Linked DNA regions of Homo sapiens: region 1 is linked to region 2. A link is an interaction called in ENCODE POLR2A ChIA-PET data of the cell type or tissue named here. Cell type or tissue: MCF 10A. All regions are shown on one strand. Each heading gives the region's core, and the rest is flanking DNA. Links, peaks and the distances in the headings are about the cores only.

Evidence for each region. Peaks named below come from ENCODE experiments on the same cell type or tissue, not always from the same donor. Only the 100,000 strongest peaks of a DNase experiment are listed, where the experiment ranks them.
Region 1: POLR2A ChIA-PET joins it to region 2 with 5 read pairs; 2 of 35 experiments call an interaction of 5 or more read pairs at or near these places.

The regions. Positions count from the first base shown.
Region 1 is chr9:36,211,882-36,217,471 of GRCh38, reverse strand. It overlaps GNE (glucosamine (UDP-N-acetyl)-2-epimerase/N-acetylmannosamine kinase), which reads left to right. Exons shown (of 12, transcript NM_005476.7): 12 at 1-3,031. The coding sequence ends at 107. LOC124902151 (a long non-coding RNA gene) reads left to right here and starts at 3,461. Exons shown (of 2, transcript XR_007061474.1): 1 at 3,461-4,186. CLTA (clathrin light chain A) reads right to left here. Exons shown (of 5, transcript NM_001833.4): 5 at 5,413-5,590. In MCF 10A, for the core only: no CTCF peak of the experiment used is centred there; no DNase peak of the experiment used is centred there.
Region 2 is chr9:36,541,356-36,546,945 of GRCh38, reverse strand. No RefSeq gene overlaps it. Among named protein-coding and RNA genes, the nearest start is that of MELK, 29 kb to the left of the region's middle. In MCF 10A, for the core only: no CTCF peak of the experiment used is centred there; a DNase peak (open chromatin) is centred at 2,815.

The DNA.
Region 1 (5,590 bases), core at 226-5,225, 330 kb after region 2:
TGTCCTCCGTGCAGGACGTGGATGTGGTGGTTTCGGATTTGGTTGACCCCGCCCTGCTGGGTGCTGCCAGCATGGTTCTGGACTACACAACACGCAGGATCTACTAGACCTCCAGGAACAGACATGGACCTTCTCTCCAGAGCTCCTGAGTGGAATCAAGTTCTTGTCTTTAGGATGACCGTTTCTTAACAATCAAATCTGGTATTGAACTGCAGGTGACTTTGGCAGAGAAATGTTTTCACTTTTGGTCTCCTCTTCCAGAGTCACCTTTCCCCACTCCTATTTTTGTAGATGCTATTCTTTCTGATGTCTTCTTACTAGGGGTCATTTTAGCTCAAACCCTGTAAGTTACAGTCACAATTTTCTGTGCCAAAGCAGCTACAATAATAGAGAGGAAGCCTTCTTAGAACTCTGCTTACTAATGTATTAATACCACTGAGACCTTCAGGCCTTGCCTGGGATATCACTTCATCCTGAAGTTTGCATTAATAATCCTTCCAGGCCGGGCACAGTGGCTCACGCCTGTAATCCCAGCACTTTGGGAGGCCGAGGCGGGCGGATCACGAGGTCAGGAGATCGAGACCGCCCTGGCTAACATGGTGAAACATGGTGAAACCCCGTCTCTACTAAAAATACAAAAAATTAGCTGGGTGTGGTGGCGGGTCCCAGCTACTCGGGAGGCTGAGGCAGGAGAATGGCATGAACCAGGGAGGCGGAGCTGGCAGTGAACTGAGACCGCACCACTGCACTCCAGCCTGGGTGACAGAGCAAGACTCCATCTCAAAAATAATAATAATAAATAATAATAATAATAATAATAATAATAATAATCCTTCCAGCTGGGCGCAGTGGCTCACGCCTGTAATCCCAACATTTTGGGAGGCCGAGATGGGCGGATCACCTGAGGTCAGGAGTTCAAGACCAGCCTGGCCAACATGGTGAAACCCCATCTCTACTAAAATACAAAAATTAGCCGGGCGTGGTGGCATGTGCCTGTAGTCCCAGCTACTCGGGAGGCTGAGGCAGGAGAATTGCTTGAACCCGGGAGGCGGAGGTTGCAGTGAGCCGAGATCATGCCACTGCACTCCACCCTGGGTGACAGAGCGAGACTCCGTCTACACACACACACACACACACACACACATCCTTCCTCCTCTAACCCCAAACTAAGATCACAGAAGGTGATCCAGTCAGAGAACAGAGGGAAATCTTACCAGGAAGGGCTTAAGTACACTTTTTTTTAAAACAGCTTTATTGTTTTTAAAGCCTACAATTTGATAAGCCTTGACATATGTATACCTGTGAAAGCATCACCACAATCAAGACACTGGACATATCTATCACTCCCCCATCTCAGATATCCCCCCTAATCCTGGATACCATTTGTTGAAAGATGTTATTACTCTAGCTGAACTTACAAGAGACTTTAGACCAGGGATCTAAATTACAGTGGCCTTAGTGACCTTGTCCTTATCTTCTTAGGACAGCTGAGAAGCCACTGGGACTTAGAGCCTTTAAAAGGAGATTAACTGTCCCAAAAGGATCTTTGCTACTGACCAGCAGACACTTCTTCCTTCAGTAGCCTTTCATACTGTGTTGAGTAACACCCTAGGGTGTCCATTAAAGTTTTGAGTTTTACCTAGAGCCCAGAGCCATGAATCAGGATTCTGTCTACATGATTCGTGTTTTCATTGGTGTCAAAATACAAAAGCCAAAGTTCTGGCTATGAATTGTTAACTTGGAAGAAATACTAACTGCCACCACTTATTAAGTGCCTACTGTGTGCCAGGCTCTGAACTAGGTGCTTCATATACATTATCCTAAATTATCTCAACATATGAGGTAGGTGTTTTAATTTTTATTTTATAGAACTTGGTGTGTTTGACTGTTAAGCTATGGGGCTAGAGAGAGGGTTTGATCCCAGGTCCCTCTGTGCTTTTGCTGCTGAGCCACACAACCTCTCATTTCAAAAACACTTTCAAAATGCTAACATATTCTAATTCACTCTAGGCCACCAAAAACTTTAATACTAATATCTGATTTGTAAATGACTTAATGTATCCTTGACCCTATCAGCTGAATTTAATGAAATATTCCTCTCTGCTGTGAAATTTTACCAGTATAGTATTTGGTCTAGTGACAGGTGTTCTATTTTTTTGAGACGGGTCTCACTCTGTCACCCAGGCTGGAGTGCAGTGGCTCAATGCAACCTCTGCCCCCCAAGTTCAAGTGATTCTCCTGCCTCAGCCTCTTGAGTAGCTGGGATTACAGGCACATGCACCACGCCCGGCTGATTTTTTTTTGTATTTTTAGTAGACAGGGTTTCACCATGTTGGCCAGGCTGGTCTTGAACTCCTGACCTCAGGTGATCCGCCCGCCTCTGCCTCCCAAAGTGCTGGGATTACAGGTGTAAGCCATCACACCTGGCCCTAGTGACAGGTTTTTATGGGTACTTTTAGATGATCTAAGAAATCATGTGCATATATCTTTCAGATTTCTATTTTGGGAAAATGAAGGTTTCTACAACATATTGTTTCAGTGTTCAAATAAACTGAAGGACTCAACATTACATTTGAACTATATCCTTCCTAGTGGGTTAGTGTGAAAAAGAGTTTGGCTGATTCCTAAAACTCTGCCAGCCCTGCAGTAATCTCCAGGGCCTGGTTATTGTTCAGACATTCCATGGTGATTCCTGGGAAGGAAGCTTGGCTGCTCAGTTTCTGAGTCTGGGGTGAGATAATGTTCTGGGAAGGGACATCTGTTCTTTGGTGTAATCTCTCATGGTGAAATCTGCTCTGTACATCAGACAATTGCATTGCTACCAAGTTTCATACCAAATATTTGAAAGGATGGTATTGAATCTAAAACCAAATATTAGTTTTTATTAAACTCATGGGAAGGCTAATATATTCCAACGTAAATTATTACATATGGTTAAGTAATTGCATGTTAATTTATTTTAATGTAAATATTTTTGTTACTGTTCTGAGCCAAATTCTAAAGAAAAAATAAATACATTTCCTTGTTGAAATCCTGTTGTATTTTGTTTTGTTCGTAACTCATTAGCCAAAAGCATTTTCCTTCCCAGAAGAGATTTAATTGTTGCACTGCTTACGTTTTGAAGGTTATATAACTTCCTTAAGGCCTCTAATATCATTGCTTTCTTAACCAAAAAAAGTCTATTAATAGAAAGCATGGCTGGGCATGGTGCCTCATGCCTGTAATCCCAGCACTTTGGGAGGCTGAGGCAGAAAGATTGCTTGAACCCTAGAGTTCGAGACCAGCCTGGGCAACATGCCAAAACCCCATCTCTACAAAACAATACAAAAAAAATTAGCCAGGCATGGTGCAGTCTCAGCTACTCAGGAGGCTGAGGTGGGAGGATCACCTGAGCCCGGGAAGTGGAGGCTGCAGTAAGTTAGTTATGATCATGCCATTGCACTCTAGCCTGGGCGACACAGTGAGACCCTGTCTCAAAAACAACAAAAACAAAACATTGCTATATATAACATTGAAAATTTGGCATAAAAAAGCAAAGTAGCCCCCAAGAAAGAGGTTTGAAACTAAGTGTTAAGCATTTACTGAGTCCCTAGACCCACTCCCTCTTTTTATGAGGCCCTATGTGGGTCTCATACAGGCATTAGAAACAATCCCAAATTACTATTGCTGTGTAACCTCAAAACTGAAGAGCTTAAAACAACAGTAATTGTTTCACGTCGTGGTTTCTGTGGGTCAGGATTTGGGAAAGGCTCAAACTTGACAGTTGTAGCTCAAGAGTATCCTGCACTTGTAGTTGTCAGCTGGAATAGCACGAGGCTGGCTGGCCAGGCATCTCCCAATGTGTGTGGTTACAGGGTCTCTCAGGTGGCCTCTCTGTGGGCTAGTTTGGGCTTCCTCACCACATGGGTAGCTTCAAAGGTAGAATTTTTTATGAGGCGGCTCAGGGCCACCAGCTAGTTGCTCCAACAAATCAACCATCAGCAGCACTGCCTTTTATGACCTAGCCTTGGAAGTCATCCCAGCATCACTTTTGTCACATTATTCAGTCACCTCTCCATCTAGAGAATGTCACAGATTTTGTTGACATTTAAAATTGCCACCTCCCACCTCAAGAAGCCCAGCTGGTGTGGGAGGCAAGACTGGTCCAGACGATGGCACCAAGACTACCAAAAATAAGCTGCCCCAGGTAGATGGCCATGGGAGTTCAGGGGAAGGGGGGTGGCCTTTGAACTAGTTCTTAAATTGGATTTTGACATTTGGAATGGGATTAGCAGGTCCCGTAGGAACAAAAGTCTGGGAACAATGATTGCTTGATTGTAATAAGATTTGACTAAAGGGGGAGGAATAAGCAGAGGCCAGAAATGTGGGCCAGGTCAAGGAAAGCCCAACTAAGCTTGGAAACGGGGAGGTAGCAGGAAAAGTAATGAAAGCTCCTTCCAGCCAAAAATAATTAACATTGAAGAGATAGTGGCCTTTCCTTCTTGGCAATGGCAACACCTAACCCCCATCCTGAGCATAGTATTACAGTTTACCTCAATCTCCAGTTTGGAAGTACCAGGTAGTTATAAGCAGATTACTGAAATATAGCTTTAATAATTGCTTGGAACATCACCTAAAACGAGCCAGGTACTATGCCAGGTTCTGAAGACAGATAATGAACTTACTGGTGTCTGAACAAAGCACGGGCTCCTGGAAACACCTGTGGTAGATCAGCATGGTCCAGTGCAGCTTTCTGCGACCATGGACATGTTCTATAACCTGTGCTATCCGAGTGCCACCTAACCACATATGGCTACTGAGCACATGAATTGTGACTAGGACTAGAAATGTATTTTAAATTCATTTAAATAGCCACATGGGCCTGGTGAATACTGCACTGGACAGCACAGGTCTAGATGAAGGATTTTACAAGAGAAATATGAACCAAGTGCTTGGGATGGCACAGAACCCAACATGTGCTACAGGACTCAACAGTAATGGGGCTAGCCACACATGAATGCCGTCCTGACTCAGGCTTACTGGCCGGATCCAAAGGAGTCAAGGTCTTACTAGAGTCTACGTGCCCCACAGACTCCTGCCGAAATATACTATCCAAGACCCTAAACTGAGGGACACTGGCAAGCAAGAGCCCATCTGGGAGAAAACGACTAGGTTGGTGAGAGGATTCACAGCTGTGTCTTAGGTAGATAATGAGGGGGTTAACCTTCAGCCACTAAACTCCCTTCTCAAATGAAAATGTCCACAGGATCCCACTCTAGATCCCGGTGCTATCTTAGTTCAAGGCAGGGCTGTGTGCCCAGTGGCTGTGCCTCCTCAGCCCTAGAAATTTCAAGGAAATTCCTCCTGGAAATTCCTTCCAACCTCACTCCAAACTACAACACATCTTGAGGTCAATAAAGAAGCTTCACATAATACAGTTTGAAACAGAAATTTATTCTCAGAATAATGCACAGAAGCACAGGTTGAGGCTACTCTTGGGAAGCTTCCCTCCCCTTCCTCTTCCTCCTCTCCCTCCTCTCTGAATGCCAGGGAGAACACAGTTGAAGGAAGGAAACATGCAATCACAAACAATGAACAACTCTAAAGACAA
Region 2 (5,590 bases), core at 135-5,134:
AGATGGAGTCTCCCTCTGTCGCCCAAGCTGGCATGCAGTGGCACGATCTTGGCTCACTGCAACCTCCGCCTCCTGGGTTCAAACTTTAAATTTTCTAGTAGCCATATTAAAAAGTTTTCTTTAAAAGGTGAATTAATTTTGATATTTTATTTAACCCAATAGATACATAATATGATTTCAACACGTAATCACTTAGAAAAAAAAAATTGTTTTTGAGATAAAATCTCACTTTGTCGTCCAGGTTGGCGTACAGTGGTACAAATACAGCTCACTGCAGTCTCAAACTCCTGGGCTCAGGTGATCCTCCCCACTCAGCATACTGATTAGCTGGGACCAGAGGTATGTGCCACCATGCCCAGCTGATTTAAAAAAATATATTTGTAGATATGAGCCCAGGTTGGTCTCAAACTTCTGAGCTCAAGCAATCCTCCTGCCTCAGGTTCCCAAAGTGCGGGGATTACAGGTGTGAGCCACCGTGTCTGGCAGAAAAAATTATTAATGAAGTATTCTATATTTTTTTATTTTTATTTTATTAATTTTTTTTTGGAAAGGGAGTTTTGCTCTTGTTGCCCAGGCTGGAGTACAATGGCGGGATCTCAGCTCACCACAACCTCAGCCTCCCTGGTTCAAGTGATTCTCCTGCCTCAGCCTCCTGAGTAGCTGGGATTACAAGCATATGCCACCATGCCTGGCTAATTTTGTATTTTTAGTAGAGACGGGATTGCTCCATGTTGGTCAGGCTGGTCTCAAACTCCCGACCTCAAGTGATCTGCCCTCCTCAGCCTCCCAAAGTGCTGGGATTACAGGCGTGAGCCACCATGCCTGGCCTATACTTTTCTTTTCTTCCTTCCTTTCTTTTTTTTTTTTGAGATGGAGTCTCGCTCTGTCGCCCAGGCTGGAGTGCTGTGGCGCAATCTCGGCTCACTGCAGCAAGCTCCACCTCCCGGGTTCACGCCATTCTGCCTCAGCCTCCCTAGTAGCTGGGACTACAGGCGCCCGCCACCACACCCGGCTAATTTTTTGTATTTTTAGTAGACATGGGGTTTCACCATGTTAGCCAGGATGTTCTTGATCTCCTGACTGGTGATCCACCAGCCTCGGCCTCCCAAAGTGCTGAGATTACAGGCGTGAGCCACCGCACCCGGCCGCCTATTCTTTTTTATATTAAGTGTTTGAAATTGGAGCCGGGTGCGGTGGCTCACGCCTGTAATCCCAGCACTTTGGGAGGCTGAGGCGAGCGGGTCACCTGAGGTCAGGAGTTCGAGACCAGCCTGACCAACATGGAGAAACCTCATCTCTACTAAAAATACAAAATTACCCGGGCGTGGTGGAACTTGCCTGTAATCCCAGTTACTAGGGAGGCTGAGGCAGGACAATCGCTTGAACCTGGGAGGTGGAAGTTGTGGTGAGGTGAGATCATGCCATTGCAGTCCAGCCTGGGCAACAAGAGCAAAACTCCGCCTCAAAAAAAAAAAAAAGGAAAAAAAAAAAAGAAATTGGATATGTGCTTTACACTTATAACACAACTCAATTTAGACTAGCTTTGCTCAATAGCCATATATGGCCAGTAGTTACTATATTAGACAGCATAGTTCCATAGCTTTATATATTTATCCATCTTCTCCTTTGACCTATCAAGAGATACAGTCTCTTAAATCTATTTTTTTTTTTTTTGAGATGGTCTCTCACTCTGTCACCAGGTTGGAGTGCAGTGGTGCTATCTCGGCTCACTGCAACCTCTGCCTCCCGGGTTCAAGCGATTCTCCTGCCTCAGCCTCCCGAGTAGCTGGGACCACAGGCATGCACCACCATGCCTGGCTAATTTTTGTATTTTTAGTAGAGATGAGGTTTTACTGTGTTGGTCAGGCTGGTCTCAATCTCTTGACCTCGTGATCCACCCACCTCGGCCTCCCAAATTGCTGGGATTACAGGCGTGAGCCACCGCGCCCAGCTTAAAACTTTTTAATTAATAGATACTCAATATATGCCTCTACATAAGGTAGAATTTTAAAATAGGAGACTTGGGTGTTATATTATCCTTATGTTTGTGAAAACAAATGGAAATATCATACTTTCTCATTTTTTTCAATTTGACATCTAAAATTTGCTTTGGTACGTGCTACCCCTCCTTCAATTAAATGTTTTTTTCCTTAGCTGGGTGCCTGTAGTCCCAGCTACATGGGAGGCTGAGGCAAGAGGATCGCTTGAGCCCAGGAGTTGCAGGCTGCAGTGAGCTATGACTGCACCACTGCACCCCAGCCTGAGCAACAGAGCGAGATCCTGTCTCTAAAAATAATAAAATAGGCCGGGCGTGGTGGCTCACACCTGTAATCCCAGCACTTTGGGAGGCCGAGGTGAGTGGATCACGAGGTCAGGAGTTCAAGACCATCCTGAGCAACATGGTGAAACCCCGTCTCTACTAAAAATACAAAAATTAGCCACGCATGGTGGTGCACACCTGTAATCCCAGCTACTCAGGAGGCTGCGGCAGAAGAATCTCTTGAGCCTGGGCGGCAGAGGCTGCAGTGAGCCAAGATCATGCCACTGCACTCCAGCCTGGACTACAGAGCAAGATTCCGTCTCAAAAAATAAATAAATAAAAATAAAAATAATAAAATGTAGATTTAAAAAAATACCCCGGATGCGTTTGTGCCACTGCATGCCAGCATGGTGACAGAGCGAGACTCAGTCTCAAAAAAAAAAAAGAACCGCAGGCCTCAGCAGGCCTCGAGGCTAAGACTGGACTCCATGCCAACACATCCATTGCAGCTGGGAAACTGGCCTACAAAAGGAATTCTGGAGAAAGACCTGCCAAGCCCATTTGTTCAGCCTTATGAAATTCTTCTGACCACTCCCATGGTTGTACTTTGTGCAGACCACCCACATGGATACACATATCTCATTGCAGGCCTGCCTGGAGACAAGCCACAGCCACATGAAAACCACCAAAACAAGGCACTCGTGAATCCTTGGCAAGTCGCAGGTACCAGTTAGGAACACAATAGCCTGGAAGGGAACTCCTAAGTTTTCACTGTTCTGTGGTGACATTAGCTTGGAAAAAGAAGTAACATTCATAACTAAGAGATGCCACAGTAAAGTATTCTTGGAGAACTGTGTGATAGAGGATGAATAACCCTAGGACTAACCCCCTGAATTGGGAAAATGCTGAGCAAACCTTGACTGTAGGATTCCCTGTAACAGTGGCTTGCTGCTGCCTACCAGCAAGGTCTTGCTTGCCCCCACTCACCTTCTCCATCATATAGTGATGATGAACAGCAATAATCCATAGCAAGGCATATTCATGCCATATGAATGCATAAGTACCAACAGGTGGATTTGTTCACCCATAGAGGAAGAATACAGTGAGGAAAGCAGCCCATCTGGAATAAATCAGTGCTGCATAGCTGCCCGCCTTGGCCTCCCAAAGTGCTGGGATTACAGGCGTGAGCCAACGTGCCCGGCCTATTTTATTATTATTATTATTATTATTATTGAGACAAAATCTCGATTCATCGCCCAGGCTAGAATGCAGTGGCGTGATCTTGGCTAACTGCAACCTCTGCCTCCCGGGTTCAAGTGATTCTTGTGTCTCACCCTCCCAAGTAGCTGGGATTACAGGCACTCGCCACCACATCAGCCAATTTTCTTTTTTTTTTTTTGAGACGGAGTCTTGCCCTGTCGTGCAGGCTGGAGTGCAATGGCATGATCTTGGCTCACTGCAACCTCTGCCTTACAGGTTCAAGTGATTCTCCTGTTCCAGCTTCCTGAGGAGCTAGGATTACAGGCACCCGTCATCATGCCGGCTAATTTTTGTTTTTGTTTTTGTTTTTTTGAGACGGAGTCTCGTTCTGTCGCCCAGGCTGGAGTGCAGTGGCGCGATCTCGGCTCACTGCAAGCTCCGCCTCCCGGGTTCACGCCATTCTCCTGCCTCAGCCTCCGAGTAGCTGGGTTTACAGGCGCCCGCCACCACGCCCTGCTAATTTTTTTTGTATTTTTTTAGTAGAGACGGGGTTTCACCGTGTTAGCCAGGATGGTCTCGATCTCCTGAACACGTGATCCACCCGCCTTGGCCTCCCAAAGTGCTGGGATTACAGGCTTGAGCCACTGCGCCCGGCTAATTTTTGTGTTTTTGTAGAGACAGGGTTTCACCATGTTGGCCAGGCTGGTCTCGGACTCCTGACCTCAGGTGATCTGCCTGCCTCGGCCTCCCAATGTGCTGGCATTACAGGCGTGAGCCACCACGCCTGGCCACAAATTTCTTCTTCAAGAAATGAGACTTTATTTCAGGCTGGGCGCTATGCACAGTCACAGGAAATTCAGGCTGCTATCGAAGGTTCTACCTGCTGAGCTTCTCAAGCTCCTCTGTGCATTAGCACCACTAGGAGGGCCTGTTGCAATGCTGACTGTTGGGCTCCACTCCCAAAGTTCCTGATTCCGTGAGTCTGGGACAAAGCTAGAGAATTTACACTTCAAACAAGCTTCCAGGTGATGGTGATGCTGCAAGTCTGGGAACAAGACTTTGGGAACCAGGAGCCTAGATTTATCTATCACACAGCCATTTATTACTTGCGGCTTTAACCAGGAAGGGGGTCAGCCCTCTACATTCAGATTACCCAAACAAATTAAAAGTTCTGTTATTTACTACTATTTAGTCTTTATCTCCCAGGGAAAGTGGGTAGACAGGGTTCATTCTTAGTGAAAGACTCATAATATCTATGCATCCCTCAATTCCCCAATTCTTCTCCTTCCCCATTCAGAGAATTTTTTTTTATATATATACTTTAAGTTCTAGGGTACAAGTGCACAATGTGCAGGTTTGTTACATATGTATACATGTGCCCTGTTGGTGTGCTGCACCCGTTAACTCGTCATTTACATTAGGTATATCTCCTAATGCTATCCCTCCCTGCTCCCCCCACCCCATGACAGGCCCCGGTGTGTGATGTTCCCCACCCTGTGTCCAAGTGTTCTCATTGTTCAATTCCCACCTATGAGTGAGAGCATGCAGTGTTTGGTTTTCTGTCCTTGCGATAGTTTGCTCAGAATGATGGTTTCCAGCTTCATCCAAGTCCCTACAAAGGACATGAACTCATCCTTTTCTATGGCTGCATAGTATTTCATGGTGTATATGTGCCACATTTTCTTAATCCAGTCTATCACTGATGGACATTTGGGTTGGTTTCAAGTCTTTGCTATTGTGAATAGTGCCGCAATAAACATATGTGTGCATGTGTCTTTATAGCAGCATGATTCATAATCCTTTGGGTATATACCCAGTAATGGGTTGGCTGGGTCAAATGGTATTTCTAGTTCTAGATCCTTTTTTTGTTTTGTTTTGAGACGGAGTCTCGCTCTGTCCCCCAGGCTGGAGTGCAGTGGCATGATCTCAGCTCACTGCAAGCTCCATCTCCCGGGTTCACGCCATTCTCCTGCCTCAGCCTCCCAAGTAGCTGGGACTACAGGCACCTGCCACCACGTCTGGCTAATTTTTTGTATTTTCAGTAGAGACGGGGGTTTCACCATGTTAGCCAGGATGGTCTCGATCTCCTGACCTCGTGATCCACCCGCCTCGGCCTCCAAAAGTGCTGGG